Linked DNA regions of Homo sapiens: region 1 is linked to region 2. The links are chromatin loops, found by intact Hi-C in ENCODE. Cell type or tissue: PC-9. All regions are shown on one strand. Links, peaks and the distances in the headings refer to the core of each region. The heading gives the core; the rest is flanking DNA.

Region 1 (16,610 bases), core at 7,822-10,321, 71 kb after region 2:
AATTTAATTGAATTGTTGGACATCTAGGTAGTGTCAGAGAGTTGGAAAATCGATTGTTGTTGGAAAAGACACCACACTGAAGGGAGATCCTGGGATGACAGCTATATACAAGGTGTAGAGGGCAATCAGTCCACAATGAAATAGTTTAACTCTATAGACAGCTGTGTGGATGGCCATCATTACTAAGATGCCTAGTGCTACCGTACCCAACTTTCAGTCAGAAGATAGACTGCCCAGGTAAGCCTGGCCCAGATTCTTATCTGCAGTTGGCTTGGCTTGACCATAAGATAATGAAGTTCCTCATCACACACCGGGGCCTGCCAGGGGTGGGGGTCTGGGGGAGGGATAGCATTAGGAGAAATACCTAATGTAAATGACAAGTTGATGGGTGCAGCAAACCATCATGGCACATGCACTATGTAACAAATCTGCACGTTGTGCACATGTGCCCCAGAACTTAAAGTATAATAAAAAAAAATAAATGAAGATAATGAAGTTCCTGCTCTCCCCTCCATGTCCTGCTGCAAGAACAACTCAACCCACTCAGTTAATTGACATACTCCTGACAGCTGAAGATGAGCTATGGGGAGATTATAAGTAAACAACACAGAGCAGAGCAGTCCATTCTGATCACATTTCTACCAGTGATCCAGACATTAGAATCCTATCAGATGCCTCAACTATAGTGAGCCTACGTTCTCCATGACCCTGTGACTCCAATACTCATGGCTTTGTCCACTGACTTCCCCAAAAGGGAACCTTGTAAACTCTCTGAGGAGCTGAAAACCAGACCCTGCCACAGAGGCTGTTCAAAGTGTCTTCCGTAAGCCTTCCTCTCTAAGTGGGCACTATTGCCCTTTCCTTCCATGGCTAGGTTAACACAAGGTACTGGAAATAATAGCAGTATTCTATTTTGTACCCTAGGTGTTAGGTACATAGGTAGTTTTTAACAGGTATTCCTTAAATTGCACATGTATGTTTAAACACTTTTGTATACAGTATACATTTTACAATAAAGATTTTAAATAAGGTACAGAACTACGGGTATAGTGTGATGCCATTAGTTTTTTTTTTTTAAATAAAAGAATATATGTACATATCTGCTTGCACATACATAAAATACCCCAGGAGATTAAACAAGAAACAGATCACAGTGACTGTCTCTAGTGAAGGCAACTGAGTGACTGGGAACAGGGGTGGAAGTGAGACCTTTCACTCTAGAGCCTTTTTAAGCTTTTGAATTGGCAGCACTAAATTTCGAAGGCATGAATGCATATATACATACATAAATGAATGCATAAATTCAATACCTTCTATGATTTAGCACTATAATTTTGGCAAATCACAACTCCAAGTCTTTAAAACAGGGATAATACCTCAAAACACTGCTGACAGGATCAAATAAGATTTTGTAAAAAGTCCTTTGAAATCTATCAAATACTGTGCACATCTGAATGGTATTATTACTGAAAAACATCCACACTTTTGCTTCCTTTTTTCTTAACCCTATATAGAAAGTACCATTTCTTCTCAATATAGTAAGTTTATTTAGCAGTTAGGAAAACATTGGCTTAAACTAATTCATGTCAAGTTACTGAGATTTAACAAACACCTAATAAAGCCTGCAACAAATTCAACGCTAGTCTTTTTCACACATATTAAATCCTTACAACCACCCTGTAAGCAGCTCTAAGTGAATAATAAAGGCCTAGTGTCGATTGCCACTAATTCAACAAAGGCCTATAAAAGGGTCCATCCTAAGATACCCAACCTTATAGGCAGTTTACCCAAGACAAAAATCAGCAAGACAAAGTCCCTGCCCTCAGGAAGCTCACAGTCTACTTAGTGCTATGCAGAGGTTGCTTTTTCAAGACCAAGGAGGGACACAGAATATGGTCACATAGGAACTGTGGGAGAACGCAAGGTAGGCTTATAAGAAGAGGTGGTGAATCTGACCTAAGTCACACGGCATCTAAGGCTAGAAGGAGGAATAGGAGTTAAAATAAGCTGATAAACAGGAATGGGACTCCAGGCACAGGGAATAACAGGGGCAAAGTGGGTAAGAAAGTGTTCAATAATAACAGTGCATTCAGAAAATTGCAAGAGATTATGGGGAGACGGAGTTTTGCATTTTAAAGGCAAAACTCTCTTACTGGCAACTGTCAAAGGACTTTAAGAAGGTATTTCTGGGCTGGGCGTGGTAGCCCACGCCTGCAATCCCAGCACTTTGGGAAGCTGAGGCGGGCGAATCACTAAGTCAGGAGATCAAGACCATCCTGGTTAACACGGTGAAACCCCATCCCTACTAAAAAAAAATACAAAAAATTAGCTGGGTGTGGTGGCGGGCACCTGTGGTCCCAGCTATTCGAGAGGCTGAGGCAGGAGAATGGCGTGAACCCCAGAGGCGGAGCTTGCAGTGAGCCGAGATCATGCCACTGCACTCCAGCCTGGGCGACAGAGCAAGACTTGGTCTCAAAAAGATATTTCTGGAAGGCCAGGTGCAGTGGCTCAGGCCTGTAATCCCAGCACTTTGGGAGGCCGAGGCAGGTGGATCACGAGATCAGGAGTTCAAGACCAGCCTGGCCAAGATGGTGAAACCCCATCTCTACTAAAAATACAAAAATTAGCCAGGCGTGGTGGCAGGTACCTGTAATCCCAGCTCCTTGGGAGGCTGAGGCAGAGAACTGCTTGAACCCGGGAGGCGGAAGTTGCAGTGAGCCAAGATTGTGCCACTCCACTCCGGCCTGGGCGACAGAGCAAAACTCCGTCTCAAAAAAAAAAAAAAAAAAAAAAAAAGAAGATATTTCTGGATAAAGGAACCTGTCATTACTAACATCCAGATTATACTTTGGATAAAATAATGCTTAATAATGTTTGTGTTTTAAAAAACAACACAAAATTATTTTTCCATTATAATCTAAGGGGCTACAGTAGGGACTTACTAAACCTAAAAATAGTTTTAAAATATCCAGAATAAGGCAGTGCTAAATGACAAAAATTACTGCCATCTCTGATTAGGAGGAAATAAAAACAGAAGGATAGAAAAGGTACTTCTTCAGTTCTTGTTTTAAAAAGTACATGAAGCTTCCAGAAAGGAGGATATATTGCAGGACACAAATGTGTAGCATTACTCTGTTTACACAAGAGAAAAGATATCACTGCACCTTCTGAGGGAGAGACTCGTCATATTGTAGTACTGACCAGAAATCTGCATCAAAACAGAAAATGGTACCACAAATGACTAAGATGTCCAGCAGGTGGATTAAACTGGTTATCCATGTTGTCTGCCATACCCTGCACCTGTATGATTCTCTGAGCAACTCTGAGATATTTATATCACTCAGGGGGATAAATGGAAACAGCATCTCTAAAAAGGAGACTGACATAAAAAAGGCAGAAGAGCAGGGGCTATTTCCATAAAGTGCATTGCAGACAAAGTTCAAAAGGAATAACTGGAGGATTTTTATAACTCACCTGTATTGGCATTAGGCCTGATGATTCTACAGACTCCTCACACCATTCCTGGGCAGGGATTTAGGTCGGGTATATAAAAGGTACTGAAGTGAAGGAGTCCTATGATTATGTGTCCCCACTATCCAGAGAAGCAGCTGATGGCTATCTTACAACAATAACTTCGGCCTTGGACAGATTAGAAATACTGTTTAGAAAGTGAGGGGGTGTGGTACTAAGAATATGTGGTTTAAGAAATACAAGTTGCTGTAAAGGAAGGCTGTTTTCAAGTTTTAAGACCCAGTAGGAAGTCTATGCACTGTTTCACAGTGGTCACAGTGAAATACTGAAACCCACTTATGTGGGGAGTCATATTTCTTGGAGCCTCAACCACCTACACCTCTAGGTATAAATTTGAAAGGTAAGCATTAACGAACATAACTGTCACAAACCCAAGCAAAGCCCACGATGCCATCAAAGAAATGCAGTGAGTTTCAGGAAGGAAGGGTGAGGGGGAAGCCTCTTAGAAGCAAAAATAATTTAAATTATAAATGAATTACAATAGCCATTGAGCAGACAAGACAGATAAAACACATACAATGAATAAAGTTCACGCACTTCACTCAGAAGAACCTATACACTCTTATTTTACATTTAGAACTTATTCTTACTTTAGATACAGTTTCTGCGAGTGTTTGTTTCCTATTCCAGGGAAGCAGAGAAGCAAATTAAAAATTGAGGGCATCTACAGTCAAACTCATTGCCAAGGCACACTGACAGCATCTAGAAGCAGCAGCTAACAGCCTTACAAGAGAGAAGAAAACATTTTTAAAAAACAGATATAGAACCCAAAACACAAAGCTAAATGAAGCCTTAAGTGCAGCAGTGAAACAACCACACATCATGGGCCTCTACATGTGCATGCACAACACAATAGACTGATTCCTTGTCATGAGACCTATGTTCTGGTTCTCCATTCAGCCTTTCTGAACTCACCTTCACCTATAAAAATCAGGATAATACTTCCTTGCTCTACTACCAAACAGAACTGCTCAGAATAGCTTAAAAATATATTATGTGTAAAAAATGCTCTGAAAACTGTAATATACTACATATGTAATTGTAAGAGTATGTTAAACATGTTCTGTATATTCTGTTTAAGAAGGCAAAGAAGTATGTAATGTATTTAAATCAATTTCTATTTAAATGGCTAAATTTAAAAAAAGCACTTCTCTTAATAGCAGAAAATTAACTTACACGGTATCACTTATCCCCTCACCAAAATGCCAGATTTTTTTAACAACCATTAGCAAGAGAAAGAATTTTTAAAAGCAAGAGAAAGATTTTAGCTGCTCTTTGCAAATCAGATAGGTTGGATAACATTTTTTCTGACAGGAAAGACATTTCAAATTGAGAAAAGACAAAGTACATTTGATTTTCTGGGTTGTTTGTTCATTTGTTTTTGGAGACAGGGTCTTGCTGTGTCACCCAGGCTGGAGCACAGTGGCGCAATCATGGCTCACTGCAGCCTAGATCTCCCAGGCTCAAGCAATCCTCCTGCCTTGGCCTTCTAAAGGTTCTGAGATTACAGATGTAAGCCACCACAGCTGGCATACAATAAAATTTTAAATGAATACTTACACCTAAAAAAATACATGCAGTACACATCTATTATAGTTTACTATAGAGCAATACTTTTCAAACTGTAGGTCATAATCACTAGTGGATTATGAAGTCAATTTAGTGGTTCACTGCCAGTATTTTATAAGAAAGTAGGATAGAAAATATTAGAGTACATTGCATTTAATAAAGGTAAGTACTATTCCACAGAATTTTGTTTGACTTAATATTTATTAGTACCATGTGTATATAAACAGGAGTGCTGGATAACAATGCAAATGTATTTTTTACATGAAGTGTAGTCAAAAAAGACTGAAAGTCACTGGTAAGAAATTCAATAAATAGGCATTTGATTTCTAGATGCCAGCTAAGAACTAACAGAATTTAAAAGCAGCTAGTACTCAGAGTGACCAAGACTTAATACAGAAGTAAAGAAATCACAGCTGGGACCAGGCTGATGAAGAGGGCAGTGTTTTTGTTAAAAAAAAAAAAAAAAAAAAAAAAAAAAAGTCACTGGGCAGCAGTCCTCAAAGTAGGAAAAAGAAGATAACATTCCTTCCGGGAATTTTTTTCTTTAAAGGAAAATTAGAAAGAGGCAGATGGTAAGAAAAGCACTGTACTATTAATTAGAAGAATATACCCACATCAAACCCTCTGACTTTAGTCGTCAATGATTTCATCTTTGAAGTGAGAGGATCAGACTAGAAGATAAATTTTTTATTATTTATTTATTTATTTATTTAGTCTTTTGAGATGGAGTCTCACTCCATCGCCAGGCTGGAGTACAGTGGCGCAATCTTGGCTCACTGAAACCTCTGCCTACCAGGTTCAAGCAATTCTCCTGCCTCAGCCTCCCGAGTAGCTGGGACTACAGGTGCATGCCACCACACCCAGCTAATTTTTGTATTTTTATTAGAGACGGGTTTTCATCATGTTGGTCAGGATGGTCTTGATCTCTTGACCTCATGCTCTGCCCGCCAAAGTGCTGAGATTGAGATTACAGGCATGAGCCACTGCGCCCTGCCTGAAGATAAATATTAAGATCCTACCTTAATACTCTGATTCCAATGCAGTTCATAATAATTAAGTCATAACAGAACTACTTGAATTAAACTGAGCTTTTGTTCTTAATAACTAAAAGTTTATCTTTTAATAAGGAAATTATGTAACATCTTAATAAATAATAGGTTTTTATATAAAAATCAAGACTTAATGGCTAATGTCATATTTCTGCAGCTTTCCATTTTCCAGACCTAAACGGCCCAGCTGGATAGGTAAAAATTACCTTTAGATACATCACTATTCACCTGGTTAGCAACCATGAAAAACACATGGAAGGTGCTTTGAGGGAGTTACATAACCACTATATAACTTTCTTGGTACCATGGCCCATTTAAAAGTTAAAAAAAAATAACCACTGAGATACATTTACACTGTTAAAACAACTGCAATCAGTAACAAGTGCTTTACAGACTAAAAGATTAGATATTACCAACATTTCCTTTTGTCTCTTTCCATAGAAGGATCAAACACTTTAGCTTAATCACTTTTTTCTAGATAAAGATACCAACTGCTTCCTTCGTATTTTCCTCTTGTTGCATCAATTTCCTTGCCTGACGTTGGCTGCTTGTCACTGTCTATGTGCTCCTTAGCCTGCTGGTAAGAGCCTGCATGCTCCTTACTATTGGTAAGCCCTTCCATGGTCTATGTCCACTTCCTTATGCTTAGAGCTGGTATCTGCAACAATAGTGGTGGCAAGCTCTCAGATAAATAGACACACAAAAAATTAATTTAGTAAACACAACAGAGTTGCTCTGATTGGGAATAGGCTACATATTACACTATGAGGAGGTGTTTACATAAAGATATGTATTTTATCATGTAGATGTCTAGAACTCCCAGCCTCAAGCATTCCTCCCACCTAAGCCTCCCAAAGCACTGGGATTACAGACATGAGCCATTGCACCCAGCCTATTATGCAGATGTCACATCTGGAGCCACTTCTGAGACTAGATGGAATATGTTTCAATTCTAAGCAAAAGACCTCCATCTTTTTAAATTTAGGCATGAAAAATGATAATAGAAAAATGTATAAAATAGGGATGAATAGAAGCACCGCGAAAGGAATAAAAACAGACCAATTGATCAAGCCAATCAATCACTGACAGCTATTTTGACTCTGAACACTAATACAGAAGAGTACTAAGGAAAAATACTGACACATATACCTATATTAAGGTGTTTCATCATGCCATATCATTAGTACAAAATAAAAGGAAGAAACAGCATAATATCTATTATCAGTTCTCTCTGTAAGTCCATATTGCTCATCATTTCTCTATTGTTCTATAGGCCAGTATCTGCTTTGGAAAACATGTTCTTCCAAATCAAACCACTCTGAATGAAATGAATGGACATGGGTCAATCTATGTGACCAATATGCAGAAACAGTAAATTCAGGTTTTGTTGAGTTCATTTATTATTGAACTTACTTGTCTTTTGCCAGTTCTCACCCACTTTGAAATATGCACCAAATAAATTAATACAATTTTACCAAGTGCCATCCAAATAGCTGATTTTGTACATAATACTGAAAATTGAGTGTTCTTAATTTGCAAAACTAACTTTGGACATTAATGCTAATTAGATCATATTATTACTGTTCAGTGAAAGGCTCGAATATGCAGTTACGGGCTGAATAAATACGGAACTGGAAAATACACACCAAAAATATGTACAAGTAAGGAAGAAAGCACAAATATCTTATGGAAATAAATGTTTTAAAATAGATACTAAGTGAAAACTGAGGAAGTGAAGAAGATCCATTTATGCTCCCAGGTCCTAAAGTCAACATTAAAGCTTTTAGAATCAAATATGCAAAAAGCCAGCACCACAGGAAAATGAAAGAAGAATGATATTGGAAATAAATAAGAATACTGATGAAAGGAAAAATCAAACATGACTGTTGATAAATGTCTGCAGCCTTACTGTTCTAAAAAAGAACACCATTTCTTACAGGGAATGAATGGGAAATTGGACAGACAGTGCTGTCAGCTACAAAACCTACCTTAATGAAGGCTGAACATGAGTGAGAAAAGCACTTGGTATAAAATACATAAAACTATAAAACTACAGGGAGGAAGAAAAGCATAGATAAAACCAGAAAACTATAAATGGATTATCATTCTAAAATTATAACACTTAAACTGATTTAAATAGCCATAGTATTATATCAATTTAAAAGTCAATAGACTAGCATTAAACAAAAAAAAAATTTGAAAACACACAAAAGATACAGAACCAGGTAAATGATACCTTTCCACAATATAATCATACTGATGATTAATCTCTAAATAACTTTGTCCCTTCCCCTCAACCAACTCACCCAACATTTTCTGCATCTTCATCACACTCAGCTTTATATTTGCAGGGTCCACACTTGGAGTGTTTTCTGTGAACTTCTGCCCCTGACCCTTCCTCTTCTGTTTAAAAAGAAAAATCAAATTTACAACCAAAAGTTGGGATCCTTTCCAGATATGCTTCATGTTTTCAGCAGTCATTATCCTGTTTCTGAGGAAAATGTACCTGAGCTCTTGAAAACAGTCACTTCCAAAATCTACCAATGCTTGAAGTTCAAAAATGTTGCCAGTACTGAGTACAACATATTTTGTGAGGAAAACAAGTTTTGGTGCTGAAAAATGATCCCTTAAACTATGTAGGCAGAACTACACAGTAGGTTTGATAATGAATTGCTTTTTTAAGAAAAATTACCATATAACACTGAATAAGGGAGAAAGAAAAGAGACAGGAGCAATACATTTAAGTCCTGTGATTACCCTCCTGTTGCAATCAGCCTGTGCAAAGCTGGTCAGCAGATAAGCGCCTGACCACAAAAGAATGTAACTCTCACCTTTTCCTCACATCAGTTTCATACTTGTCTTTCTAACTACATAAAAACTAATTTCAGAGTTTAAAAAAAAATACTTATCTCCAAATTTTAAAATGGAAAAGGGTCTCTTTGTAAAGGACTTTTCTTCTTTTTCTACTTGGTCACTTAGCACAGCCAAAAATATGCAGATACAAAAGTATGCAGGTCTCTTATGCTCCAACGCAAAAGAAAAAAATAAAAACACTAAATACCTCCAGCCCCAAACTCAGCTCACATTCCACACTGAAAGGGCCTTACACTTTGTGGGTCTCAACTAGAGTGGATCATATCCTGATAATCTCAAACTGGCCAGGGAGATCAGTTCTGAAATCAACTTAAGGATTTCAGTTCATTCAAGGGATTTCCCTCGAATTTGGTTTGAAAAAGAGTACTATTCAGGGAGTGTCTTTTTTTTTTGTTTGTTTGTTTTTCAGACGGAGTCTCAGGCTGGAATGCAGTGGCGCAATCTCAGCCTGGATGAATCTCAGCCTGGAGAATCACTTGAACCTCTGCCTCCTGGGTTCAAGTGATTCTCCTGCCTCAGCCTCCTGAGTAGCCAGGATTACAGGTTCACACCACCATGCCCAGCTAATTTTTGTACTTTTAGTAGAGACGGGGTTTCACTATGTTGGCCAGGCTGGTCTTGAACTCCTGACCTTGTGATCCGCCCACCTCAGTCTCCCAAAACGCTGGGATTACAGGCATGAGCCACCACACCCGGCCTCAGGGGGTGTCTTATAATAAAGATAGTGTTAAAAAAGGTACACAAATCTGCCATGCCTGTTTGGTAATGCTTCCGAACTTCTAATTTTTGGTGTCTGCCTGTCCTTAAATAGAAATATTCCCCTAAACTCTCATGAATACTCCCAAACAGATACCAGGGATTATCATCCTAAGTAATTCTGAGGCCCCAAAACATCATAATATTCAGAAATACTACAGTTACCATGAGCTCACTAAGGTCTGTATATTAACTGGGGCAAACCACTTAGCCCTTCTAACTCATGCTCTCAAAAAAAAATTTTTTAAAAATGGTCAACCTACATCCTCAGGGCAAGATATCCAGCATTTTTTGTTTTGTTTTGTTTGAGACAGGGTGCAATGGCGTGATCACCACTCACTGCAGCCTCAACCTCCTGGGCTCAAGCAATCCTCCCGCTTTAGCCTCCAAAGTAGCTGAGACTACATACCACCACACCTGGCTTTTTTAAATTTTTTTATTTTTTTATTTTTTGAGAAGGAGTCTCGCTCTGTCCCCCAGGCTGGAGTGCAGTGGCGCAATCTCAGCTCACTGCAACCTCTGTCTCCTGGGTTCAAGCAATTCTCCTACCTCAGCCTCCTGAGTAGCTGGGATTACAGGCGCCCACCACCACGCCTGGCTAATTTTTGCATTTTTAGTAGAGACGGGGTTTCACCACATTGGCCAGGCTGGTCTCAAACTCCTGACCTCAGGTGATCCGCCCGCCTCGGCCTCCCAAAGTGCTGGGATTACAGGCATGAGCCACTGTGCCCGGCCTTTTGTTTTTTTTTTTTTTTTTGGGGTAGAGACAGGGTCTCACTATGTTGCCCAGGCTGGTTTCAAACTCCTGGGCTCAAGTGATCCTCCCATCTCAGCTTCCCAAAGTTCTGGGATTTTAGGCATGAGCCACTGCGCCCAGCCCAATATTGTATTATATAAGCAAATCTTGAGATCAACTCTCACTTCTTTAATATAGGAACAATGACAATGACAGTTTCCTAACTGAATACCTGACCACAGGGGCTAGACTACATGATCGCCTAAAATCTGTTCCAGCTCTAAGATCTGGAATTTATTATCTGATCCTTCACACCTGATTATAAAGCTTCTGCTTGAACATGTCCATCTACTTCAAATTCTATTGTTTGAAAGCTTTAATCATTTTTTTTTTTTTTAGCTGAAACTGTCATCCTTGAATTTCTCCTCAGGACAGTTCTCCTATTCTCCAGGAGACCTTCAAAGTCCCTTCCAACTCTGAAATTTTAAGATTCTATGAAATGTAGACGTATGGAGTGAGGTTTCAGGCAGTTTTGAAAGGATCATAACTGTAGTTTCCATTTGCATTAAGTGTGAATTGTACTGAAGTGGGTGTTCTTTGGTGTACCCCATAATATCTCAAACATTATTTGGTATACAGTACATACTCATTAAGAATTATAGCCTCATTAGACTATGATATAGATTAGTCAATCTCAATTCTGATCATTTAAACTCCATTATATGCTATTACCAAATATTAATCTTTTAAACAACAGAAATAATTCATATATTTGTAAAATAAAATCAAAAACATAGATAGGAAATTGTTAAAGGTTTAAATTAAACTCTAAATTCCACGAGAGTTGTTGGGCAAGTCTTCCTTTTTCTATGCACAACTCCCTCTGGAGTTTTTAACCCTGTACCATGAAAATTCCTGATGAGCAAAAACTTGAAAGCAAGGTATGGGAAAGAGTTACAAATACTCTGGTCCAAGCTAAAATCACTTGTGGGGATGATGCAACCTCAATTTAACAGAAACTACAACATCTTCCCCTTAGTATGACAATAAACTTCCAGAGAAAAATGCAAGAAACAAGAATGCCTAGAGCTGAGAGGGAGAGTTGGGTTAGGAGTGATGGCTAAGGAGTGCATGGTTTCTTTTTGAGGTTATTAAAATGTTCTAAGAGTGACTGTGGTGATGAATATATAACTCTGAATATCCTAATGAATATATAACTGTGAATTTACTAAAAGTCACTGAATTTGTACACTTCAAGTGGCAAATTATATGGTATGTGAATTATATCTCAAAGCTGATTTAAAAAAAAAAAAAAAAAGAAAAAGAAAGAAAGAAAGAAAGAAAAGCAAATATCCTTTAAGAGGTACTTGAAACTTACCTCCTTCTCCAGATCCAGATCCATTATCTGAGAAGAAAAACAAAGAATGAATATGAACATTTTTCCCGGAAATTTCATCTTATCAAATAATAAAATTTCCTATCAAAAATAAAACTGTGATATCCATTCTCAAAGAGTCCTTTTCTCATATTTTTGATATCTTATTTATTCTTACATACTTATTTTATGCTGCTCTTAAAATATAAATTGCTTAGATACATAATCATCTATATTTCATACATCTTTGTATCCCATTAAGGACATACCCAGATGCTTTGCACAGAGTAAAGACAATAAATACTGTAAAGTAAAAGGCTAAATATAAATAATTAATTTTAATCCACTCATTTAAAAGATAAGAGAAAATTTTAGTTTTTGTTAAAGCTTGAGAGAAATAATGAATAAGCTGCTTTTATTAGAAAGGCAGGAAAAGAGCTTTGGGTCTTACTACAAAAAAAAAAATCTTCTTAAGGAAATCTGCGGATAAAGACCAAAAGCCAAAAGGTAAGAAAAGCCCCAAGGTTTAGGAAGCAAGGAACCAAAGGCTTGAGGTTTTCATGTTACTAATAAAATTAACTTCCTCTAGGAAATCCAATCCGAAGGACTTACCTGACTTGTCGCTAGTGAAATTAAAAAGAGCCTTCATCAAAGTTACCAGAAAGAAGCCAGTCTCAAGTACAATTAATGTAAAATATTTATTCTATAATCCTAAAGGAACCAACATATTAGCACAGAACATGTTGAAAAGAGGGTAATGATGTAAAATCATCAGCACAGAGTCATTTTAAAAAGCAGAGAGAGCAAGTGAGGAATTTGATGCTTTATCTAGCACTTGCCAGGGGAGAGGATACCCTGGATCCTAAAGAACCCATGCTAGCTCTCCAAATTGTCCTCTAGAGCAGAAAACAACACTCAGAACAATATTGTTCCCTTCCCTTCAAGCTCCTTCGGACAATAATCAAATTCCCAGATACCACAGAAACAGGAGGAATTAGAAAAATATATATTGTATGCAGTACCCATTGTAAAATCTTCATGGGATTTTATGGAAAGTCTTAAATTATGTTCAATTTTGATTAATCAACCACAAAATGACATTTTCTCTGAGTAAATAAGGAGGAAATGAAAGAGTGATGGAACAGAAAAAAAGACAGCGAGGGAGGAAACTCAAAATTGTTTTTATGACCAAACTCTTCTTAGGAAAACACCCCTTTATTACTTCGATTCCACATACAATGATTGGTTACATATTATGTGCCAGGCACCATGGTAAATGCGAGGAATAAAATGATAAATAAGACATATTCCCAGTACACAAGATACTACTCCCAATCTTTTTTTCAAACCATGTCTACTTTTAATAAATATAAAAATCTCATACCTTCGTCATTTAGAATCCTTAAATAAATTAAATACTGTGGCTACTCTGATAACAAGGTAGAATTCTCCCTGTATGTTATATTTTGTAAATGGTACGCATTGCCCCAACCTACACGATTCCGTCCCACCCTGAGATTACGATACACATCCCTAGGTAAGACAGTACCTCCCCACTGAGAAAGCACTGATTTGGCTGGAGGTACTTATGTCAGATGAATGAAATACAATATGGTATATGTATAGAAATACACCCAAGGTATAAACAAACTCTGCCAGGAGATGTCACAGAAGGAAGATTTCACAGAGGAGAAAAGGCTTAAGACCAACCTTAAGCATAAGAAAAAGAGTTTTCAAATAAGGAAAAGAGAATAGTATTTCTAGTTCAAGGAATAGGATCCACAAAAGACCAAATAACATAAAACACTGCCCACTCAGAAAATAAAATCAATATAGCAGCTTATAACTTTGCTCATTCAATCCTTATTTAACAACCCCAGGAGATAATATCCACTTAACAAGTTAAGGAATTGGGGCTCAGAGAGGCTTAGTGATTTGTCCAAGGTCACACAGTAAATAAGGGTTGGAGTTAGGTTAAGGCGAGGTCTTGTAACCCTAGCACAGTGCTCCCAATCTACCACTTTGCTGCCTAATGTTTAACATTAGGTGTTAACACTTGCTGTCTTAGACATATGCTCCTCATAAGTGAAACATAATTTGAGACTGGAAAGAACCTCCATATTCCTCTTTAATTTCTAGATCATTTTGTGAAACACAATGTACTTAAAGAAGTATATAAGAACCACACCAAATCATAGTCTACTAGACTAAAAACATAATAATTTCTCCAAGCACGTGATTATTTTAGTGTGTATAGAAAGAATTTGGCCTTCCTACAAGAGAGGTCTCGTCTTTTCCCTCTGCTTCCGGAAGGTAACCTACGTCATACCTGATAGAAGGATATTTGTTAAGGGAGGGTGCTGACCACACTGGAACTTAGTGTTGGGGGTTGGGCCACGTCTAAGTCTTAGGGTTGGGGCTGGTTACACTAGAAAGACCAATCATGAAGAGTAGAGTAGGGGTTACAGGTCACAGTATTAGTGGACCCAGAGTCTTCAATTAACCACACAACCAACTCATCAAATTATACTTACATAATGAGCCCCAATAAAAACTATGAATATCAGGGTACAATGGCTCACACCTGTAATCCCAGCACTTTGAGAGGCCAAGGCAGGCAAATTGCTTGAGCTCACAAGTTCAAGACTAGCCTGGGCAACATGGCAAAACCCTGTCCCTACAAAAAATACAAAAAAAAAATGAACCTGGCATGTTGGCATGTGTCTGTAGTCCCAGCTACTCAGGAGACGGAGGTGGGAGGATCCCTTGAGCCTGGGAGGTCAAGGCTGCAGTGAGTCATGATCGTGCCACTGCACTCCAGCCTGAGGAACAGAGTGAGATGCAGTCTCATAAAGAAAAAACTATGAACACTGATGCTCAGGCAAGCTTTCCTGGCTGGCAATACTCCATGTGCACTGCCACATACTGTAACTAGGAGGAGTTAACTCTGTCCATGCCTCCACTGGGAAAGAAAAATCAGCAACTCCATGTTTGGAACCTTCCCAGAATCTTCTGGGCATCTCTTTCTTTGGTTGATTTTAACATGTATCCTCTCCCTTCATAACCACGCATATAACAGCTGTCAGTGAGTCTGTTAGCCCTTCTAGCAAATTACTGAGCCTAGGGTTAGCTGGGGAACCTCTTGATCTCAGCTGGTGTCAGAAGTGAGAACAGCCTTGGAGACTGTCCCCTTTGACTTTGTAGTTGACCCTAAAATTGTCACATTTAGTAAAATGGAGAATTTCTGAACACTGTAATATATAGGGAAAGAAAGGAAGTGGAAATCCCCTAAGAATGGCCTTCACCTTTACCACTAACCTTGATATAATAATTCAAGTTACCTCACCGGCATCTCTATCCCCAAACATTAATACAAACACAAGAAAATAACATTAATAGTTCCCCAAATCAACCACTACCAATTCTGGAAGGAAAAAAAAGATGAAGTAAATACAAACAGCATGGGATGAACAGGTGGCAGAGAAAAAACTTGGAAAGCAACAATCTGTGATACTGCTAATGACTTTCTACAGAAATTCCTCACCTTTTTTTTTTTTTTTTCTGAGATGGAGTCTTGCTCTGTCGCCCAGGCTGGAGCACAGTGGTGCGATCTTGGCTCACTGCAAGCTCCACCTCCTGGGTTCACGCCATTCTCCTGCCTCAGCCTCCCGAGTAGCTGGGACTACAGGTGCCCGCCACCACACCCAGCTAATTTTTTGTATTTTTTAGTAGAGACGGGGTTTCACTGTGTTAGCCAGGATGGTCTCAATCTCCTGACCTCGTAATCTGCCCGCCTCAGCCTCCCAAAGTGCTGGGATTACAGGCGTGAGCCACCGCACCCGACCTTCCTCACCTCTTTTTAAAAAATCATCAAGACAGATCCCCTATCATTCCCCACCTCAAAGCTCATTCTGTCTACTGTTCAAATCATAAGGCAAAGGACATGCAAAGAAAGTAAGTCCCTATAAAAAGAGTGTTAAGCCTTAACAATGTAGTAAGGAGTAACATAAGTCTATACAAGACCACCTGGGGTTGAAAAGCAACAACCTGAAATGAGGGCAAAAAAGATTTCCCCTACTCCCCGCAACAACCACCACCAATCCACACAGCAGTTGTGGAAATATACCTCTGACTCAAAACCCCCTTTTAGAAATGATTCCACCATATTTTCCAAAATTTATTCAGAAGAATATCATACATACCAGAGTAGCATGGTCCTCTTGCTATTACTGTTATCTCTTTCTGGTGCTTACAAGCAGCCCTTCTGAGAAAGCATTCATTTTGATAAGTGTCCCCATTTGATCCACAGACAGGAATATAATTTGTATGGCACTGCAAAAGCAACAAAAATAAATTCTCAGAACTAGGCATGAATATTAATAGTTTATTTCACATTCATGAATGCAATACCATAGCATTATGACATACTTCGCTACTGAATAGTCTGGGGTTTTTTTTTTTTTTTGGCTTAAAAAGAATTATGCTACTTCTTCATACCTTTTTTCACATTCATAAGGAAAATAACTACCAACTATCCAAAAAAATGAGAATGAAAATCTCTATCTACTTCATTTGCTTGCTATGAAAAACCACCAAGGTAATAAGAGGAAATTATTGACAATGTAAAGAGTGCTACTTATGTAATAGCATTTTATTATTATCAAAATTCATTTATTCATTCAAACCTAATCATAAAAATAGAAAAAAATCATTATTCAAA
Region 2 (13,989 bases), core at 11,490-13,989:
TTTGGGTCTAAAAGTAACTAGAAAAATTTTTATTATCTGAGAGTGACGAAAGAAGTTGTAAGAATATGCCTGAGATGGTCAGTGGGAAAAGAACAGTTTCCCTCTCCTGATACTCCTCTGAATTCAGCTCTCTCAATATAATGGCACACATAGGAAGTGTGCTGAGAAAGAATCGCTTAGAATTGAGTTCTGCTGGTTGGTGGAACCAGGATTTCGACAAATCTGAATGTAGGGGTAGTCGTGGTTTCTAAGAGTTGAGTAAGCTCTTTTGTTCCATGAAAGTGTTGCCTGCTTGTAGGTTGGTTTGCATAATGCTGCAGTACCAAACTAAAATTCTTCTCATTTGGAAGTGTGAATCCATATCTCAGAATCAGTAGTGAAACAGACCATCCTGGTGGATTTGCAAAGCAGGACTTGGCTAAAACCTTGAATTCATTATCTGTCCATAAAGAAGATATGAGGTCAAAGAATAGAGATGGGAAGAGAGGTCAAGTGAGGATCCTTTGGAGAGATCTGCTGAACCCGCAACCAAAGGAGGTGGTGTGAGGGGCCTGCTTCTAACCTCAAGCTTACCAAAGAGGGCCTCTGAGGGACCACTCAGGGAGCTTGCAGTCCAAGGGATGCAGTGCACTGCTGTTTGATTCCCATCCAAGAAATCTGGAGGCACAATGGTGCCTTTCAGGTGTGGCAAATTCTGAAGGCTGATTTTTTTTTTCTTGTGGAGCCCTTTCAAAGTTTCCTCAAGCAATGCCTCCCCTCCAGCGGACTCCTGACGACAACCCCCTCAACTTACGCATCTGACAGTGAGGCCCCAATCCCCTTCTGCTGAGCTCTCACCTTCGAGAGGAAGTGTCTTAAGGAGAATTTTTTTCCAAGTAGCCAACTCCCTACCACTGACCCGCTTGGCCCAGGAAAAACTCAGTCATCATTGCCCTCTTGTCATCATATGGACAATTTGTTCGTAAGTCTAATTCAACCAACGAGACAGAAACTGCAAAGCTTAAACAGCTCAGTCGCCAGCCATAAATAAAACAGTGCCAGGAGAGAATAATTTTTCAACTATAAGGAGACCAAGACAAGGGAATAATTTACATTTCTGGTTTGCGTGAGTGGAGCTGCGAAAATAGCCCATCATATGTACATCACTATATTTTAACAAATTTCCTATTGGTAGACGGCTAGACTGCGACAGGAATTAACAGGAATTCCTACAAAACAAACCGGACTCAAGCCGGGCGCTGAACCTGGATGCTGACGGAGACGGGAAGAGAACACCCGCCCCGCAGACCTCGGCGCCTGCGCCGGCTCTGCACCGGCTCTCCGCGGCGCGCATGCGTTACGCCATTAGCGCTTTTCATGTGGCTCCTCCCCGGCCCCGGCGCGCTTACTGCGGGAAATGCAAAATTCCCTCCTCCTGCCCGCGGAGCCGGTTTCAAGAGAGCGAGCGGTGGGTTCTGGAACCACCCTGTCCTGCCGGAAGCGTACGCTCCCCCGCCTACCTGGGGACTGGGCGGGGCTCCAGGGAGAGAGGCCAGGCCTCCGCAGCCCCACCAGCTCCGGCCAGGTGCGTGGTATTCGAGAGTAGATTTGTTGTGAGGGTTAAAGTACTTAAAGTTCCTTGCCTTAAATAAAGAGCATAATAAATTGTGGCTGTTGTTACCTGCTTCCGTCACTTCTGGCGCCTGAGATTTGGTTCTTCCTCTCCAGGATTAATTTTGTTTGCTCAGTCTTCTTCCACCTGCTCAAGAATTTTAACCAGTTGCCACACCTGCGGCCTTCGCTTTACCCCTTCTTGGCTGGGCCTTCTCCTTCAGCTCATCTCCCCCATCATTTACAAATACCCTCCTGTTTTCTGTGCTCTGTCCCTACCTACCTCTCCTGTCCCCATCTCATGAGCGTTATCAAAGGTTATCACATTTGTCTCTTCTCCTCCCACCCCATCTCCCCAACTCACTGGAATCTGGCTGCTTCTACCCACTCCACTCAAACTGCTCTCAGCAAGGTCCTCAGCGACCTTGTCATGCACCCCAATGAACACTTTTCCATGCTGCTCTCTCTGCAGCTCCTGACACATCTATCTGAAACTGCTGCAAATCCCTCTGTCATCCACAATGCTCACACTCCCGGTTTTCCAAACTCTCTGATCACTATATTTGCCAGAAGTGTGTCTTCCTTCCCCTGCCCATTTCTGTTGGCTCCCACACACATGCTTCCTGGTTAGTTGTTTTTTTTTCACACTCCACACTTTTATGGGGTGAAGATCTCCTTAATGCCATTGTTTTTGCCTTGCTGATGACTCCCAAATCTGTACCTCTAGTCTAGATCTTTCCTCTGAGCTTCAAACTCCTGGCTATCCCACAGGCACCTCAGACTTAGCACCCCCAAAACATATCTTTTCCAGCAAACCTGCTTCAACTTCTGTACACTTTCTTCTTTGTCCCTCTTCTCACTGGATAACATCATGTGCTGTCTCAAGCCAGAAATCCAGGAGCCACCTTAGACTCCTCCCTCTCCATCATGCCCAGCTGTGGGCTGGCTTCCCTAGGAAACAGACTCAGAGATATTGTAGGTGGCTTATTGAGTGATGCTCTCATGAACAGCACCTGTGAGGGCTGAAGGATGAAGGACAGAGACAAGGAGTTGAACACTTAGTGAGGTTTAAACCGGGGCCTCAGCCAATGCTATGGCAAGCTCTGGACCCAGGAAGGTCCTTCAGAGCTGTTCCACGCTGAAGCCAGAAGCCACACACATATCCCTCAGTCAACCCGTCACTCAATGTGGGCTGCTCTCAGGAGGGGGCATGACCTTGGGTGAGGTGGCTTTCTCTGCTGAGGGCAATTCCTGGAGACAGACTTGGGCGAGAGCCATCAGCCGTCAAAACTCCCAGCATCTGGAGGGATGAGTGCCAAGTCTTAGAGGGAATGTGATTGTCACCATAGAACCCACTACATCCCTCATACTCGGTCACCAAGTGTTTTATCTATTTCTACATTTTAACTTTCAAATAAAATCCCTCCCTTTTCAGACTACTCTATCTGAGGCACCATGGCAGGGACAGAGCAATGGGCTGAGCAGACACGGTGCCAGTGCTCAAGAGGTTTACAATCTAGCTGAGTGAATAACCACCTAAATATATATTTTTAAACTACAATAAGTGTTCTTATTGTGTAACAGGGGAGGCTTTCCCTGTCAGGGAGTGACGTAGAGGCAGGGAAAGCTTTCCTGAAGAAGTATCATTTTCAATGGAATCTGAAAGATGAATAGAAGTTAACTAGGTGTATTCTTAGTTGGTTGGGAGGGGAGTGGGAAGAGTGTGGACAGGCAAATGGAATTGCCTATGCAAAGGTCCTAAGACAGGTGGGATAAGGCATTGGAGGACCTGAGAGGCCAGTCTCTGGAATGCAGAAACTGAGGAGGAAGAATAAGAGATGAGGATGAAGTTAGGCACGCAGGAGCCAGATCTTGCAGAGCTCATATTTGAGCCTTTTTTTCCTAAAAGTTATGAAAGCCACTGGATGATTGTGATCTCTGTGTAGTAAAAATGCTATGTCTTAGTTAAGCAGAATATGCAACTGCCCACAATCAAAGTCGATAAAATGGATCATATACATCTACAAAATGGTTTCAAGTTAAATTCTGTTAATGTTAAATGCTAGGGGCAAAAAAAAAAATGCAATGCAGATACCACTATTACAATAGCCTCCTTCTCTATCTCTAGAGGCTACTTGTAGTCCCTCTAAACAATAACACCTATTTTTGACTGCTTACTAAATGCTAAGTTTGCTAAGTGCTTTCCATAAAATATCTGGCTTAATATAACACCTTTAGGTGGGTACTATTTAGAAACTGGGTTCAGATAATATAATTTGCCCAAGTTCTCACAGTCAGTAAATGGCAGACACAAGCCAATTTTCCAGTTATAAAGCTAAAGCTCTTGATTGTACATTGAAATACCCCACCTAAGCTTTTGGAAACACTCAACTTCACAACTTTCAGTATCTCCATGCTGCCTTCAACTTCATTCCACCATGCCCTTCGCAGTAGACTCCCTTTGTAAATCAATGCCAACCTGATGCAAGCACAGGTTTGGAATACACACACCCTTAACACCATACAACAAACCACAGCTACCTTTTGAGGGCCACCACTAGAACCAGGACACTTTCTCCTGGCTCATCCCACCTGATACTTTTTCTCCTCCTTACCAACCCATGATTTTGATGCTCTAATCTCTGGCAGCTGAACCCAGTTCTAATTAATACATGCTAATATATGCTAGATAAATGTAAATTTACCTGAATAAGAGCCAAAGAAAAACAGAGGCAAATCCACTATAGTATTCTACTAATCATCCAGTTTGTCATTTTCTATGTTAAACCTCCCCCTCTATTCTTAATCAACAGTGGATAGGTTCCAAACTGCCTGTGCATAAACAATTATGAAAATATCCACTAGATGTCAGCCTTGAGCTGCAGTGAGGCTTGGGGAGCGGACATGGAATGGAAAACTCTTGGGAGTTTGGGTGATTTCCTTTGCAGTGTAAACTAAGGCAGGAACTGTAGTTAGCTTTTTGTATGAACACAATGGCTGGATTTTTTCAATGAGTATAAATACAATAAATTGGATCATGTCGTTCTTATTAACACGTTCCCATGGGTCCCCTTCTTATTCAGAGTAAAACCCAAAGTCCTTAGAACAGCCTGTGACACCCCACTGCTCCCACATTTCCCACCTCACCCATTTCAACCACACTGTCTCCTGAACACAACTGAAACTCTTCCTAGAAACACCTGAATGATTGACTATCAGATTCAAACATTCTGGTCACCTTACCAGAGGCCTTCCCAGACACCCTTTCTAAAATAGTGGCAGCCTGCACCACCCCCACTCATAATGCCCTGCCCCCTTACCTGACTTCTTCTTCACAGCACTTATCACCACCTAACATAACTATATTTGCTAGTTACTAGTCTTTCTCTGGAATCTCTGAAAGCAAGGGCTCTGTTCACTACTTTACTCCCAGAAGAGTGCCAGGCTTACATGAGGTGCTCAAAAAAATACTCATCAAATAAATGATCCTAATTCAAAGATATTCAGAGAAGAGGCCATAGTTCAAAGAGGCATTCATTTGTTTTCATTCAGTAGATACTTATTAAATACCTATTATCTTATTAATGAGAAACACAGTAAGTCCTTTGCACTTACAGAATCTCAGAGAGAATGCACACACAATTTTAAAAGGCTTTACAAAGAGAGAGATATTTGGGCCAGGTGTGGTGGTTCATGACTGTAATCTCAGCACTTTGGGAGGCCAAGGAGGGAGGATTGCTTGAGCTCAGGAATGTGAGACCAGCCTGGGCAACATAGTGGACCTCATCTCTATTAAAAATAAAGAAAAAAAAAATAGCCAGGCATGGTGGGCATGTGCCTGTGGTCCCAGCGGTCCCAGCTACTTGGGAGGCTGAGGTGGGAGGATCACTTGAGCTTAGGAGATGGAAGCTATAGTGAGCTATGATTGCACCATTGCAATCCAGCCTGGGCAACAGAGCAAGCCCCGCCTTAAAAAAAAAAAAAAAAAAAAAAAAAAAGCCGGGCACGGTAGCTCATGCCTGTAATCCCAGCACTTTGGAAGGCCAAGGAGGGCGGATTACGAGGTCAGGAGATCGAGACCATCCTGGCTAACACGGTGAAACCCTGTCTCTACTAAAAATACAAAAAATTAGCTGGGCATGGTGGCGGGCACCTGTAGTCCCAGCTACTCGGGAGGCTGAGGCAGGAGAATGGCATGACCCCGGGAGGCGGAGCTTGCAGTAAGCCAAGATTGCGCCACTGCACTCCAGCCTGGGCGACAGAGTGAGACTCTCAGAAAAATAAAAAATAAACAAATAAATAAATAAATAATAAAAATAAGGGGAGAGAGGTGAATACAACAATATGGCTGCCCACTATGAAAAACTGTGAAACAACAGAAACACGATGCATGCAGCATTTCTCTCTAGGCACTTCATTTACTACTCTGCCTCCAAATACAAGATTGTTCATTCAATTCTTAGAACTTCCAGATGGAAATGTTTCTGGAGTAGAAGCCTTTCTTTGTGATTAACCCGATTCCCTTCTCCTGCATTTAAACCCATTTTCTTTTGCATTTTATATTGCTTTGTCCTCAATGACAACAAAGGCCACAGGTTACCCTTCTCCAGATTCCTCCTCGTGCACAATTTACAGTGTCCTTGCCTTTGACCTTTAATTCACAGTTGAGAATTTTTTTTTTTTTTTGCCAAAACTCATAATTCAGTTTCATGATTTCCATATACATTTTCCCCATTCCTATACCTCAAGCCCCTGGAAAAATCTAATAATCGTCATCCTTTCTACACAAAATTTTGAGACAAAGTCAGGAAAAATAATCCACCATATGCACATGACTTGGTCTCATCAAGCCACAGGAGTAAATCACAGGCTTCCTTGGACCCGGCCCAGTGCAGGCTTCTCCAGCTCCTCTACCTTGAGAGGGGCTGGCATTCTGGAGAACAAAGAGGGTGGAAGGATGCTTTAGCAGATTATCGCTGGAAAAGATGATTTAAAAAAAAATAGGCAACTAGCAAATCTTAAGTGATTTTACCCTCCAATAAAGGTGTGTCTGAAATGCTGATGATTTCCTTTTATGTAAGATGTATGAGTTTCAAGCAGAGAATATGTTGGTGCATTTTCCTAATAAATCTACAACTTATGATTTATTGAGATATTTTCTCTCCTGTTAAAGAAAACATAGTCCTATTTCTTGGCAGCTGACAGCATATGAATGTTTCCCTCTGAAATCTTCTCTATTGCTTTCAACTAGAAAGGAACACATCCCATGCATAATTCTGTTAATTTATTTCTTCTCCTTATGGAAACTGTCCAAACAAATGTGGCCACTTGAAAGGTGCTAATACAATTAAAGTGATACACTCATTTCAATGATTTTATTTTACCCTAAAACAACATATTTACATAACCAGAGTTTGTTAAGAATTTAAAGCCTGTTCAGATAAAAAGCCTAGTTAGACCCTGGTAAGTTATGAATATTGGCCCATGACATTATTAGGAGACCTTGGCTGCCTTATAATACTAAGCAAACTTCAGCCAGGAGTAACACCTCAATGGATTCACAGTAACAAACTGAGCCAAACTCTTCAGACTGGGGTGCTCATTGTAGTTCTAAATTTCAGCTTAGAACAATATGTAATGTTCCTCTTAAAGTGATTCTGTCAGGGGCTAGAAACCAGAATGAGGATAGAGACTGTTTGCCCTTTCAAAGGTAATGACAGTCACAGACTGATCGGCAGAATATAATTTTTGAAATAAGAGCCCAAGAACAATTGTTCAGAAGAATATTTTAGAAGTTTGACAAATAAAAGATCTTTATCCACTCCTTTCAAACTGCATGAAAACTCACAATTGCACTTACCTATACTTCAACAAATGTGTTATCCAGCCTTCATCTCTGGGCTGGGATCTGTAATATCCAACTTGCCTACCTTCCACTTGGTCCTCACTTAGTCCCCGCTGAAGATACACATACCTCAATTCAGTGTGTCCACAACAGGCCTCAGAAGCACTACAGGCTGAGTATCCTGTAACTGAATGCTTGGGAACAAGTATTTGGGAGAAGTGTTTCAGGTATTTTTTTGGATTTTAAAATCTGGCATTATACAGGTTGAGCATTTCCTTAAAGTGTCTTGTCTGCACTCAAGAAGTTTTGGATTTAGGAGCATTTCAGTTTTCGGATTTTTGGATTAGGGATGCTCAACATGGAGAAGCTAGGTTCGGTGGGCTCTGTTTAACTCTGCATAGTAGGCCTGAGAAGTGTAAACGAGGCTGTGGCTTCAAACTGGACCCCATGTTCTGACCCAGAGGCCCTGGCCTCTCAACCTCCCCTCTCCTTGCTACCTGCTCACTTGAGTTGGAGGTGACCACAGAGAGAAGGCACTCCATCCCCACTGCTCTCCCTGGCTGAGGATGTAAGCCAGCCTGCAGGCTTCACTGCTAGCTGAGAAAATGGACTCTGCTCCTGCTCTGTAAACCTTGCTTACCTGCCACCACATCAGAGCATGCAGGTCCCAGGGAGGGCCTAAGCCACATTCGCCAGCTGAATTTACTAAATGCCCTACTTTGGGGGGATTTATTGAACACATGCTCAGGTTGTAATAAAGGTGTTCTCCATTTTCCTGACAATCCTTGTATGAACTCTCCATAAGCCAGAAACTTGGAGGGGAAGAATGGGTTGCATCAAACCCACCTTGAACCCCTGATACATTTTTGATGCCATGACTCATATCTAATATGACAGACATGGAGGGATTAAATTTGAAAACAAGTACCCGCAATGAGATCAAGGCTCTTGCTGCCACCATGGCAGCTGACTGGAGAAGCTACATGAACCTGGGCAATTCGCCCTGACCTATGCAGCTGGTCACAGCAACTGTTATTGTGATGTCAGATGGAATAAAGCACAGCTTTGTCTGGAATCCTCAGGTGCGCAACAAAAAATGAGATTAGAAAATGATAATGTATTCTAAGAATCAGAAGTAGCCTTTCTTTGGACCACACAAACAGAAACAAACAGAAATCTGGCCTTGAGCAAAGACACAGATGGGAAAGCAGCTTTCACAATGGCCTTAGATCTGCAAGGCAGTTCTGCTTCCCAAGGACTTTCGCATCTTGGTGGAGATGGCAAGGCACCTGCTACAGCCAGAAAAGGGTCCCTTCAAAGGAGGCTTCTTCACGCATAGGTAGAAGCCACAATGGCTGGAATGGGCAGACCTCTAGTGGGGGAGCTTCTGGAGTATGGGCATAGTTCCCCTTTGTTCCTCAGCCACACTGAGGGATGAGTAACGAAGGCTGTCAGAGGAGAGACAGAAGCATCAGGAGAGCGCTGTCTTAGAACAGTCTTATATTTCCTGTCCCAGTGACTGGCACCACTTGCGACTTACCCAACTCAGAAACCTGGCAGTCATTTGTTCTCATCACAACCCGCAGTCAAGCTGACCCCTCCATAGCTCAGTTACTGCTTTACGTCAGGTACTCCTCTTACCTGGAAAAATTCAAGGCCCCTACCAACTGGTCCATCTGCCTCTGGTCTGTTAATAGGACATCCTTTAAAATCTCTCAATGGCTCTCTATGGCCTTTGACATAAATCTCAGAACACCCTCATACAATCTCTCTAGCTGCATCTTGCCTTGAATTCTATTCTTGACTCAAATGGCCTTCAAATGCCAAGTTAAGCAACACTTTCTCTAATTTTCCCCGACAGCATTTCCCCAGATTGTGAGATATTTTTCCTCTATGTTCCCCTATCATCCTTTCTGAAATCTGAACATGATGTGTCTATCTCCTCCACCAAGAGAAAAGTTCCTTAAGCATAGGGACCACATCTTTCATCTCTGGATTCATAATACAGACGGCTAGCATATGGGAAGCTCTCCAAGTGCTGGTGACCCAGAGATGAGTAAAATGCAGTCCCTGACCTTAAGAAGCACAGTCTAGTCTAGAAGACGGTTACACAAATAAACTGCAATACAGAGCAAGTGCTAGGGCAGATGCATAATCAAAATACTCTATAAACAGCTTCCATCTCTGCAGTTCCATCATCTGATACATAGCATTAGTCACACTGCTGAATTTTTGCTTGTCTCCCAGAACTGTGAGCCTGAGATATGAGATAGGAAAGGGTGGGGAAGAAGAAACTTCCATTCATCTTTGAATCCTCAGTGCCTCACACAGAATCTGTGTGTGTGTGTGTATATAATATACATACATATATATATATGGAGTAATTAGTCCTGCCCTTCCTAGGGATGAAGGGACCAGGGAAAGCTAAAATTAGGGAATTGACATTCTCAGTGAACTTGAAGGGCATCTCTCAGAATGAAAGGGAAAAGTGGTGCTCCAAGACATACAGCATGGGCAAAGGCATCAAGTGGCAGAGCATTTGGGGAGGGCATTTTGACAAAAGTGGTTGATTTTAGGAAGATGCCCAAAGTAAATTCGAACTGTGAGGATATTCTGCCACTCCAGTCTACCCTCTTAGGGATCCTTGGATGTCCTAAGAGATGCACAGTGAAGTGGTTATCCTAGATCTCCTAGCCACTGCTTATGAAATACAATGACGGATTCTGACCTGGGAAGGACAACTACAAATCCTGAGACAACATAATTCAGAGGTGGCCACAAGAACAACACACAAAATTTAGCATGAAGCTTTTTCATTTTTTATTCACTACAGACCAGGGACTACCATGCCCCAAATTCAAACAGAATTGAGGATGAGACCATAATGGTCATTCCGCCGATTTGGGAATCATGATCTATAATTTTCTTAGCAGGGTTCAATAAGCTATAGTAAACATGTCTCAGAAGAAAAATGAGCCCAATGATTTCATGTAATGGAACTGCACAGTTAACAATGGTTCTGTGGAATATTTTACATAACATGACTCATGCTTTTTGGCTGATAGAATCACAATGAACTGCAGGTCTTGGTCTAAACCAAACCCTTTAATGTGCATAGAAGGCAAAGAATGAAATCAAAATGTTTTGTATTTTTATCTCGATTTGTAGTTTTAATTTATGGAGGCTTCGGGGAATTCACACACACACACACACACACACACACACACACGCACACACCACAAGTACACTTTCAGCAAGCTGAATGTACTTTTCTTTTTTGAGAAGGAGTCTTGCTCTGTTGCCCAGGCTGGAGTGCAGTGGCGTGACCTCGGCTCGCTGCGACCTCCACCTCTCGGGTTCAAGTGATTCTCCTGCCTCAGCCTCCCAAGTAGCTGGGATTACAGATGCACACCACCACGCCCAGCTAATTTTTGTATTTTTAGTAGAGACAGGGTTTCACCATGTTGGCCAGGCTGGTTTTGAACTTAAGTGATCCGCCCGACTTGGCCTCCCATAGTGCTGGGATTACAGGCATGCACTACCACACCCGGCCTTGAATTTTCATGTACTTTGTTGTTTGCCCTGCTTCTCTAACCTGTAAGCTACAATCAGGCTATCACCCACTCAGAGGAAAGACCTGGATCATCGCGTGCCGGAGACAGACTTGCACCCCCCTACTCTATCCTGTCTACTCTGCAGAAGAGCCTGAGTGGCTCCATGCCCCCTGGTGTCTATAGATGCTACACTGTTCTATCTCAGAGCAAGGAATCTTGCCAATGGTTTTATTTGAATACACTGTTTAAAATCTGGTATGTATAATTTCTAAAATACACATGAATAGGTAAAATAATTTGTCCCTGTTATCTGAAACTTTAAAAATACAAACACTGACTAGAATATTCCTGATGTCAAACGGGACGTGTGACTTTGCAGCCCATTATTTTTATACCAAGAAAATTAAGTTAAAGGAATAATAAATTATGAATGTAGCATTTGGAATGTCCCAAATATGGGAAGAAATGTAGAGAAACAGAGCAACATGGAGGGAAAATCCTAGTACCAAGAAAGCAGTACAAGGTTACAATAAACCTCCAGGGACATGAAACTGTTTAGTGTTTTGGGGTTGCACAAAGTCTACCATGATGAAGAGCTGACCAGGTTATAACTCCTTCCTCATCAAAATTCAAATACAGCTATATGTGAAATGTTCCATAAAATGTCAAGTCTGGTTATATATGAATCAGTAAGCAAACTGACTTTACAAAAATTCCATGACAGTAATGTTTGCAGAAAAATATTTCAGGTCAACTGATATTTATTCTGCATAGGGCTAGAAAAAAGAAAAAGCTTGTAACTTCTTTACATTCACTGTTTGCATTATTAGTAAAAATATTTATAGGACACAAACATCAAATGTTGTAATAACATTTTCTTAAATTCAAATTTATTATGGTTCTTAAGAAAATATGTGATTAGGCACCCAAGATCTTTCCAAAATGTCATAAAAACATTTTAAAATTATTCATTTGAAAGTGTTATCCAATGTTGTATACACTTTAGTTTTCAATATAAAAAGGTAACAACATGAACGATATTATGATTTCATGTATTCATGCAAGGTGAAGAGGAAATGATGCTGAATCAGACTCCCAAACCCAAACATCTGAGTAACTGAGTCAAATATTTTAAAGCCGATTTATGTATGCCTGTGTGTATATGTGTACACTTATTATTTTAACTACCATATGATTATCCAAAAACTGATCTGAAAGTGAGAAAAAAAGTGGGATAGCTGATCGTTGTCCCAACTCTTCAAATTCAACAATTTCATCATTTCTTCTCTATTACAACACCATGCTACATTAAACATCCTTCAAGTACAGAATCAGTACTACCATTTCTTTCTTTTCTTTTTTTCTTTTTTTTTGAAACAGAGTCTGGCTCTTTTGCCCAGGCTTGAGTGCAGTGGCACAATCTCGGCTCACTGCAACCTCCGCCTCCTGGGTTCAGGCAATTCTCCTGTCTCAGCCTCCTGAGTAGCTGGGACAGGCGCATGCCACCATGCCCAGCTAATTTTTGTATTTTCAGTAGAGTCAGGGTTTCGCCATGTTGGTCAGGCTGGTCGTGAACTTCTGACCTCAGGTGATTCACCCACCTCGGCCTCGCAAAGTGCTGGGATTACTCCCCGTGAGCCACCACACCCGGCCCATTTCTTTCTTTCTTTAGCAACAATAGACATTGTTCTACTTCCTGGATTCCACGATCTAAAGCTAAAAGATAAGGAGAATCTGGCTTCCTCCCAAAGCAGCTATGATGAACTCCTATCAACACTGTTTTGGACAGCTGGACCCTGAAGGGTACACTCAGGAAAACAGGAATATTTGTGGTCATTTCCAAACCCAATGCATCAGGGCCGACTTTAGAAACATAGTCACAATTTTATGCCTCATACTGCTTAAACAAATTTAGTGCTATAGTCCACCAAAGATCTTAATCAAAAGGAAATTAGAAAGGGTCTGGCTGGGGAACATTTTGAGACCCAACTAAAACCCAAGATATAGTTAGTCTGATGAAAAAGTGGTCACCCAAACATTTACTTATTTTTCACTCTTGATTCTGTGAAAAGGCTTCTGAAGACCAGCTTTAGTTTCTCTCCAACCTAGGACCTTATTGATTGGTGCTGAGGGCTTTTTCAGAAGGTGTAACTCTTTCCATTCTGTTTTGGAGGAACTGATGAGGCTTGTTTTCTCTGGGTGTGCTTCTTGTTCCCCCAGAATGTGTACCATTTCCTTTGATCATCACAACAGTCCTCTGAGGCAGGCAGCAGAGGCCAACCCTCTCCATTTTTACTGATGAGAATAAGCAGATGACTTGCCCAGGGTTTTCTTATAAGTAAAGCTATGATACTAGAGCCAAATGCTCAAGTCCAAAACTTCAATTTTTTAATGTGAAAGCATCAAAAAAGGGGTGTGACTGCTAATTTACTAACAAATCTGTTGATCTGAACATCTGGACGATATAACCCACACATGAGTTATTCCCCTTTGAGGCTGGCCACAATATTAATCCTAACCAATATTTAGAGTTCTCCTGCAAATGACGGCCGCAAAGTTGCCCTTACCAAACACGTAACTGGCCCAACCTAGGAAACTATTTTTCTGGTGGACAAGAGAAAGGAACTAAAAAATCCACAGCTGCCATGAGAAAGAGTGATAATAATATTTATATTATCTTCAAGATTTTAAATATAAGAAAAAAAATACATTTATGTTTTCCTACATGGCACAGAAATGTAGACGACTACACTATTCAAACTAAAACTGCATGATTAGGAGATTCATATTTAGGATATACTTAATTCCTCTTTACGATGAGTGCTTTAAATCTAACAAAAGAGATTCATCATCCTCTACTTTCACCTGAGATTTAAAAGTAACTTTTAAAGGCTCGGGGGTGGGGATTTCCCTTCCTTCATGGGGAGGATACACCGGCCTGGCTGCCTCGTGTTCTGGTTCACTGAGCTCATCAGAGTAGAGCTCACTGATGGGGCCCAG

The links. A loop is a pair of places that touch in the nucleus more often than their neighbours do. Peaks named below come from ENCODE experiments on the same cell type or tissue, not always from the same donor. Only the 100,000 strongest peaks of a DNase experiment are listed, where the experiment ranks them.
Region 1: a loop joins it to region 2, with 4 times the contacts of the local background. A loop is called at or near these places in 47 of 110 quality-filtered maps.

The regions. Positions count from the first base shown.
Region 1 is chr9:100,508,617-100,525,226 of GRCh38, reverse strand. MSANTD3-TMEFF1 (MSANTD3-TMEFF1 readthrough) reads right to left here. Exons shown (of 10, transcript NM_001198812.1): 3 at 16,093-16,222; 4 at 11,894-11,920; 5 at 8,456-8,552. It overlaps TMEFF1 (transmembrane protein with EGF like and two follistatin like domains 1), which reads right to left. Exons shown (of 10, transcript NM_003692.5): 3 at 16,093-16,222; 4 at 11,894-11,920; 5 at 8,456-8,552. Among named protein-coding and RNA genes, the nearest start is that of TMEFF1, 44 kb to the right of the region's middle. RefSeq lists enhancers at 9,844-10,344, 10,345-10,845. In PC-9, for the core only: no CTCF peak of the experiment used is centred there; DNase peaks (open chromatin) are centred at 8,946 and 9,236; H3K4me3 peaks cover 1,319 bases; H3K27ac peaks cover 2,101 bases.
Region 2 is chr9:100,586,263-100,600,251 of GRCh38, reverse strand. It overlaps CAVIN4 (caveolae associated protein 4), which reads right to left. Exons shown (of 2, transcript NM_001018116.2): 2 at 11,863-13,989. The coding sequence ends at 13,801. Among named protein-coding and RNA genes, the nearest start is that of CAVIN4, 15 kb to the right of the region's middle. RefSeq lists an enhancer at 1,211-1,505. In PC-9, for the core only: no CTCF peak of the experiment used is centred there; a DNase peak (open chromatin) is centred at 12,661.